3 separate regions of the Homo sapiens genome follow, and all the other regions are linked to region 3. Evidence: chromatin loops called from intact Hi-C (ENCODE). Cell type or tissue: mammary epithelial cell. All regions are shown on one strand. Region 1 overlaps NEMP1 (nuclear envelope integral membrane protein 1). Region 2 has its middle 4.0 kb from the start of LRP1. Region 3 overlaps LRP1 (LDL receptor related protein 1).

Region 1 (2,500 bases), 110 kb before region 3:
CAACCAGCCCCCCATTCCAGATTTTTTCTACCAGTTATTCCTCCCTGTTTCTCTCAGCATCACCAAAATAACAACTTCCAGCAACCCCACTCCAGCCCAACTTCAAACTCCAATTGTTAATCTTGCATTCACTACTCCACAAATACTTTTTACTTGTATACAAACTTAATGTTGATTTTACCTTCATTCAATGTTTATTTAGTTACCTATATATTTTCTTCATATTTGTACATGTCAGTCTCACCTGTCTTAACTAGTAGGTTCCTAAAGGAAAAAATGAATAAACACTTGATTTTTTTTTTTTTTTTTAAACAGGGTCTCCCTCTGTGGCCCAGGTTGAAGTACAGTGGTGTGATCTTGGCTCACCGCAACCTCCGCCTCCAGGCTCAAGCGGTTCTCGTGCCTTAGCCTCTCGAGTAACTGGGATCACAGGCACATACCACCACGTCCAGCTAATTTTTGTATAGACAGGGTTTTGCCATGTTGCCCAGGCTGAGCTGTGATATTTGTTTCCTTTTTTTTGAGATGGAGTCTTGCTCTGTTGCCCAGGCTGGAGCACAGTGGCACGATCTCGGCTCACTGCAAGCTCCACCTCCTGGGTTCACGCCATTCTCCTGCCTCAGCCTCACAAGTAGCTGGGACTACAGGCGCCCGCCACCACGCCTGGCTAATTTTTTTGCATTTTCAGTAGAGATGGGGTTTCACCGTGTTAGCCAGGATGGTCTCGATCTCCTGACCTCATGATCCGCCAGCCTTGGCCTCCCAAAGTGCTGTGATTACAGGCGTGAGCCACCGTACCCAGAAGCTATTTGTTTCTTTACGTCTGAACAAAATGAAACTCATCAACCCATGGACCTGTAAAGATGACACCTTAACACATTACTTCTAGCAATAGAAAGGGTGATGATGTTCCATTTCATTGTATTGGCTAACTCCTATCAACCTAATGATGGGCCAACCTAATGTGGGAATTTCACTATTGTCAACATTGTTCAAATAAGAAAAAACAAAAATCATAATACACATTAAAGTATTTTTTTAAATATCCAAGCAGGCAACGGCCAAGCCATAAAGGTCCTGGAAATGGGAATGGCAGTACTTAATAGTTACTATAAAACGCAGGCAGGATAGGTATGAGCCGTTTCATTCTGCACACTAGCCTTGGAACCTACCTGCTCAGCAAGTCTCCACAAAAAAATAGCATAAGTCCAAGAAGGAAAACAAGAAAGAGTTTGGGATCAAATCCTGAAATAAATAAAGATTTTTGCTTAATAAGGGAACAAAACTGCTTAAGGTATTATAGAATAAAAGACAACGTTGGCACTATTGGTCAGCTACAGTAAAAATAAATGCAAACAGCCCACCTAAAAAGCATTTAAATTTCACCTAAAGCCTGGGCACCCTTCCAATGTATAATTAGGTCTCTGTCTAACCTGTATTTGCCTGAAGATCTTACTTTTACTTAGGCTACCTATGCTAAGGTTAAAAGAAACTCAAGCTTCGTTTTGGACAAAGCTAGACACAGTACCATCAGCAATTCATGCAATCACCCACAAGGGGTCTCTATCACTCTGGCTTTCAAGCTTTAAGTCACTCACAGTCATGGAACTCAGCAGATTTGCCCAGAACTGTGGGTCAGGGCCTTGTGTTGTTCTCTAACTGGCTGCTTTTCTTGCCCAACAATACCACCTACTTCCCTTTGCTACAGAACACTGTGCTGGAAAAGCCTACACGCAAATACCTCTCACTCAGGACCAGGGGGCCCTAGCAAAGGCCCCTTAGTGGCATACCAGATACTCCCACAGCTTTCACATTCAAGAGTTCTACGGGAGGCCCACAAACAGAACAGGAGCAGAAGGAATCAGTAACTGTAGAAGGAACGTCAAAAAACAAGCCAACCCTACGTAACCAAAGAACCCTAGGACAAATGGAAGGGCACAACCTATTTCATACTAAACCTAGAAACATTTCTACTACTTACAACATCCCAGGACCCTGTGTAGTAACCAAGGGGAAACAAAGTCAGAGAGAATTCAACAGGATCCATCTCCCCTGAAACTTTCTCAGTCATCTTCAGAAAAGAGAAAACTTCTCCCAGTTCCACTGAATAAGTTTTAAACTGCAGTGGTCTTCATCTTTATTTATGGTTCCATGAATACTCTTTTTACTTGTGAATGATTTTCAATTTTACCTTTCTTCAATTTTTATTAACCATTCACGTCTTTAAATGTAGGCATGTACACATCAGACAGTTACCTTTGTCTAGAAGTGTCCAGAAGGTAGAACACGTCTATCTGATTTACTCTAAGAGTATTTGGCATATATGCTCAGGGACATTAGCAGCACAATGTAATTGGGAATAAAAGAATAAAAGTCTTCACAGTTCCAGGTAAGGAGGTACTCAGAATTTCCTGAGGTGGAGTTTCAATTCTAGGCCTGTCTGATAGGGGTGAAGTCTCCATGAACTGTTTAGAGCAGTGGTATACTCAGGGTTATAATC
Region 2 (2,500 bases), 52 kb before region 3:
TTTGTCAATTCTCATGCTAGCACCACATAGTCTTGATTACTGTCACTTACAAGTCTTGAAATCAAGTAGCATAAATCCTCCAGCATTGATTCATTTATTTTTCTTTTTGAGACAGGGTTGCACTCTGTTACCCAGGCTGGAGTGCAGTGGCATGATCATGCAGTGATCAGGTTCACTGCAGCCTCAACCTCCTGAGCTCAAGCAATCCTCCCACCTTAGTCTCCTGAGTAGCTGGGCCTACAGATGCATGCCACCACAGCACTGGGATTTTTAAAAACTCTCCAGGTGATTCTAATGTGAGCCAAATTTTCTAGACTCAGATTTCTCTGTCACTATCTTCAGGCCTATACAGTTAACTGGTTAGTATACTAGATCCTACTTCTTTATTGTTTCTGAATCCTCTTCCTCTCCAGCTCCATCACTCATGCATTAAGGACTTCACCAATTTCTCAACTGGCTCTACACTACTTCTAGAAAAAAAATTCTAAGTCCTTACTGTGGCTAAAATCACGCTTTGTGATTAGGCTTTCTGATACTTCATCCAACACTCTCCCCTCAAAGTACCTTAAACTTCAGCTATGATACCATATTTGATGTTCTTCACATGTTTTAAACTTCTCATGCCTCCAATGCCTTTCCTGCCATCCAGCCTAAAACACCCTTTCCTTTTGTTATTGGTTGTCATTTTCTTCCTCTCATTCAACATTTAGCCTGGCATCATCTGCTGCTCTCTGTCTTGACCACCTTGTCTGGAAGAGGTATCCTTCCCATGTTCCCATGCCCTTCTGCACATGCCTTCATCACAGGTGTTAAGGAACTGACTGTATTGTCATTGTCTGTCTCTTGTTGAGCACCCAGCTAACCTGAAAGCTTCTTGAAGGCTGAGACTGTGTGTTTCCGTCTCTTATCCCTAGTGCCTAGCAATGTACTTGCTTATACGAGGTACCTAATATTTTTATTAAGTGAATGAAATCTGGGCTTGGATCTGCACCATTATTTGGGACAGATTCTTTAATCTCTCAGAACATTCTATTTTCTTATACACACTGGAAATAACACCCATGACAAAAGGTAGACTTAAGTGAGCTGATACTGTAAATAAAGTCCACTGCGTGGGCCTGGGACATGGTATGCGCTCAATAAATACTGGTCCTTTTCCCTCTCTCCGCCTGCCATCAGACCTTTCCGGGATACCCTTCCTACGCACACTTCCTTAACTGACCACTAGGTGGTGCTAGCCTCTGGCTTGACATTCAGTTCCAGAGCTACCCAATTAACGCCCCAGCCCAGGCCCTGCTATACTCAGAAAAGGCGGGTATTTTGTAATTTGCTGAGCGACCCGAAAAAAGAGATGCCCTTTACCCACACTAGCTTCTTTGCCCTCATCACCATTCCAGGTATCAATCATGAATTTCAGAGAATTCCTCCATGATTCCCTACTATTATGGTTATAATCTCAACCCAAGGATTTGAAGATGCCTCTTAAGAACAGATGTGGGGAGGAAGAGAAGGCACTGAGGCAGAGAGGATTAAACAATGAATGCTATAAGAGAAATAGAGGGAAGAAGATGCTTGAAGTCACATCCTGTTCCAGGAAAGGCAACTCTAGTCCTAACATTCCTTTCACCAATCAAGAGCCTCTCACGCTGGGTGGAAACGAAGAAGAAAAAGACATGGTCCCTGCCCTCAAGGAGTATATAGTCTAGTGGTGGATACAGAGCCCACAAAATAAAGTGCTAAACTCTGGATACTGAAGCTTTCCTGAATACAAGTTTGGAACAGGAGAGATAGGCAGAGCGAGAATAACAGGAGGGCTTTTCTGAGGAGGGTAGAGGAGCAGGGGAACTGTATCATTAATGGCTCAGATAGAAATATGCATTCTCAGCAGGGTGAGGTGGCTCACACCTGTAATCACAGCACTTTGGGAGGCCAAGGTGCATGGATCACCTGAGGTCAGGAGTTTAAGACCAGCCTGGCCAACATGGAGAAATCCCATCTCTACTAAAAACACAAAAATGAGCCAGGCATGGTGGTGGGTGCCTGTAATCTCAACTATTCGGGAGGCTGAGGCAGGAGAATCGCTTGAACCTGGGAGGTGGAGGTTGCAGTGAGCTGAGATCACACCACTGCACTCCAGCCTGGGCAACAAGAGTGCAACTCCATCTCAAAAAAAAAAAAGAAAGAAAGAAAGAAAGAAAGACATAAATATGCATTCTCTCACCTTACAGACATACCCTCAGCAGTTCACCTGCTGGAAATAACCCAAGTGCCCAACAATCCCAACAAACTGTGGAACATCCAAGCAAGGAGATTCCAAGTAGCCAAGATCAAAGGGTGAGCTAAATGCGTTCATACGGTATGGAAAGGGATCAAGCTAAGTTAATTGAAAAAAAGGCAAGTTACAGAACACTATATATCATATGAGTTTCTTTATAGTTTTAAAGGATATTCACTTATATTTGTATGTTACTGTTTTATTTATTTATTTATTTGAGACAGG
Region 3 (2,500 bases):
CAAACAAACAAACAGGCAAGGGGAGGAGGGTGCCCATTCAAGACCAAAAGAGATGAGGTTGGGGGAGTCCAGGAGTCAGGGAGGACCATGTGGTGTGACTTGGGGATGAGGAGCAGAGCAGCCTTATCTGGTCCTCTTAGCCAGGCAGAGCCCCCAGTTCCTTGGAAGGGAGGAGTGGAAGATAAGGCCACAGGGACTGGCTGGGAGAACTGCCGACAGGCTATCAGTCAGGCTGGCAGTTTCCAGGGTGTGCCAGAGGACCAAGGGTGGTATAGGCCCTGCTGCACCCCACCCCAAACCCCTCCAAATCAGGAGAGATCAGCACAAGGGGACTGGACCTAAGGACCTCCCAGGGTCCCTCCCAGGGAGGCAAAAAGCTGGGGCCCCCGCCCTGGGCCCAAGAAGGCAGGAACATATCGAGACCAGACAGAGATATTGAGGGGTGCTCCCTGTGGGAAGGGGAGGTATGGTGCCAGCTGGTGGGTGCAAGGGTCCCAACTCTGGTCCTGAGGGAGCCCAGGAAGTCCTGGGCTGAAGCTCAGCCTGAAGCTCAGCAGGAATGGAGACGAATGGGGCCGTGGGCAGGGCACAAGGACTTGGTCCAGGCTGCCCAGGACTTGGGGCCCAGCAGGGCCGTGGTCTTGCCTCCTCTCAGCTTCTGACCCTGGGTCTGTTCCATGCCTGCCCCTCCCCTAGACCAGTGCTCTCTGAATAACGGTGGCTGCAGCCACAACTGCTCAGTGGCACCTGGCGAAGGCATTGTGTGTTCCTGCCCTCTGGGCATGGAGCTGGGGCCCGACAACCACACCTGCCAGATCCAGAGCTACTGTGCCAAGCATCTCAAATGCAGCCAAAAGTGCGACCAGAACAAGTTCAGCGTGAAGTGCTCCTGCTACGAGGGCTGGGTCCTGGAACCTGACGGCGAGAGCTGCCGCAGCCTGGGTGAGACAACAGTGAGGTGTGGTGGGGCAGGCCGAGGCAGGCCTCTGAGCTGCAGTGGGTTGGGCTTGGTGGCCAGGTGCCAAAGGCTGAGTTTTCCACCCTAGCCCCCAGTGCCCGGACCAGCAGAGACCTGCCTGCGCCAGGACGGGTGGCACACAGGCAGCTAGCCCCTTGCTGACCCCATCACATCCCTCCCATCCCAGACCCCTTCAAGCCGTTCATCATTTTCTCCAACCGCCATGAAATCCGGCGCATCGATCTTCACAAAGGAGACTACAGCGTCCTGGTGCCCGGCCTGCGCAACACCATCGCCCTGGACTTCCACCTCAGCCAGAGCGCCCTCTACTGGACCGACGTGGTGGAGGACAAGATCTACCGCGGGAAGCTGCTGGACAACGGAGGTGACCACCGATTGCTGCCAGGCAGGATGCACACAGGCGGAGCGCTCAGGCGCTAGGGGCCACAGGTCCCATCCAAGTGGCCCCAAAGCAGAGGCTTGGCTCCCCCATCCCCCACACTTCTGTTCATTGGGTTAGATTTTGCTGTGGGTCTCCATGCCTGACGCCCCGTAATTATCGTCAGCAGAACTGCCAGCCTGATAATTAACAAAATGATCAGCCTTACCTTTGAATGGCCTGGAGCTCTGCTCCCCAGATCTAGAATTGCAGGCTTGAAAGAAAAAAGCCACTTAGGAGTGGCGTACCTGAACGCTGCTTTCTGTCCCAGGCAGCGTGGTGCACCCCAGACTTCCTTCAGTCACACACAATAGTGAGTGCCCACTGTACACACTGGGCAGTGGGCATGCAGCAGTGATCAAAACAGGCTGTTTTCAGTTGTGTGGTCAAGGAAGGTCCCCTGAGAAGGTGACATCTGAGCAAAGGCTTCTAAGAGGCACATTTTACTAGAGAAGTTTGTATTGTTTGTAATAATACAAACTTGAATTTGAAACCATTACAAATGTCCATCAACGAGGGGGGAGGCTAAGTAAACTGTGATGATATCCACACTGTGCAACAGTCTCTAAAACAATGAGGCACACACATAATGTATTAGCATGGAAAAATCTTTATGGCAGTCACTTGAGCTCAAGCAGTTGAGGCTGCCGTGAGCCATGATCATGCCACTGCATCCAGCCTTGGTGACAGAAGACCCTGTCTCAAAAAAAAAAAAAAAGTTGGGGAGACAATAGGAGTCCTACTCTTGAATATGGGCACATCAGAAACTTTGGCAGAAGTGCCAGGGTTGAGGGTGGGTCATCGAGGGCTCCCAGGATTTCACACATTCATGCACAGCTCCCCAGGAGACGCTAACCTTTCACTGCCCTCTCTTCTCCAGCCCTGACTAGTTTCGAGGTGGTGATTCAGTATGGCCTGGCCACACCCGAGGGCCTGGCTGTAGACTGGATTGCAGGCAACATCTACTGGGTGGAGAGTAACCTGGATCAGATCGAGGTGGCCAAGCTGGATGGGACCCTCCGGACCACCCTGCTGGCCGGTGACATTGAGCACCCAAGGGCAATCGCACTGGATCCCCGGGATGGGTGAGGACCTTGCCCAGC

The links. Peaks named below come from ENCODE experiments on the same cell type or tissue, not always from the same donor. Only the 100,000 strongest peaks of a DNase experiment are listed, where the experiment ranks them.
Region 1: a loop joins it to region 3, with 7 times the contacts of the local background. A loop is called at or near these places in 79 of 110 quality-filtered maps.
Region 2: it touches region 3 in a loop (5-fold over the local background); 107 of 110 quality-filtered maps call a loop at or near these places.

The regions. Positions count from the first base shown.
Region 1 is chr12:57,068,062-57,070,561 of GRCh38, forward strand. NEMP1 (nuclear envelope integral membrane protein 1) reads right to left here. Exons shown (of 9, transcript NM_001130963.2): 4 at 1,173-1,245. Among named protein-coding and RNA genes, the nearest start is that of NEMP1, 9.5 kb to the right of the region's middle. RefSeq lists an enhancer at 1,820-1,889. In mammary epithelial cell, a CTCF peak has its summit at 1,555 (motif pointing right); a DNase peak (open chromatin) is centred at 1,590.
Region 2 is chr12:57,123,225-57,125,724 of GRCh38, forward strand. No RefSeq gene overlaps it. Among named protein-coding and RNA genes, the nearest start is that of LRP1, 4.0 kb to the right of the region's middle. In mammary epithelial cell, a CTCF peak has its summit at 1,228 (motif pointing right); a DNase peak (open chromatin) is centred at 1,227.
Region 3 is chr12:57,174,764-57,177,263 of GRCh38, forward strand. LRP1 (LDL receptor related protein 1) reads left to right here. Exons shown (of 89, transcript NM_002332.3): 23 at 697-942; 24 at 1,146-1,343; 25 at 2,278-2,482. Among named protein-coding and RNA genes, the nearest start is that of MIR1228, 18 kb to the right of the region's middle. RefSeq lists an enhancer at 1,801-2,500. In mammary epithelial cell, a CTCF peak has its summit at 1,282 (motif pointing left); DNase peaks (open chromatin) are centred at 938 and 2,278; H3K4me3 peaks cover 254 bases; H3K27ac peaks cover 627 bases.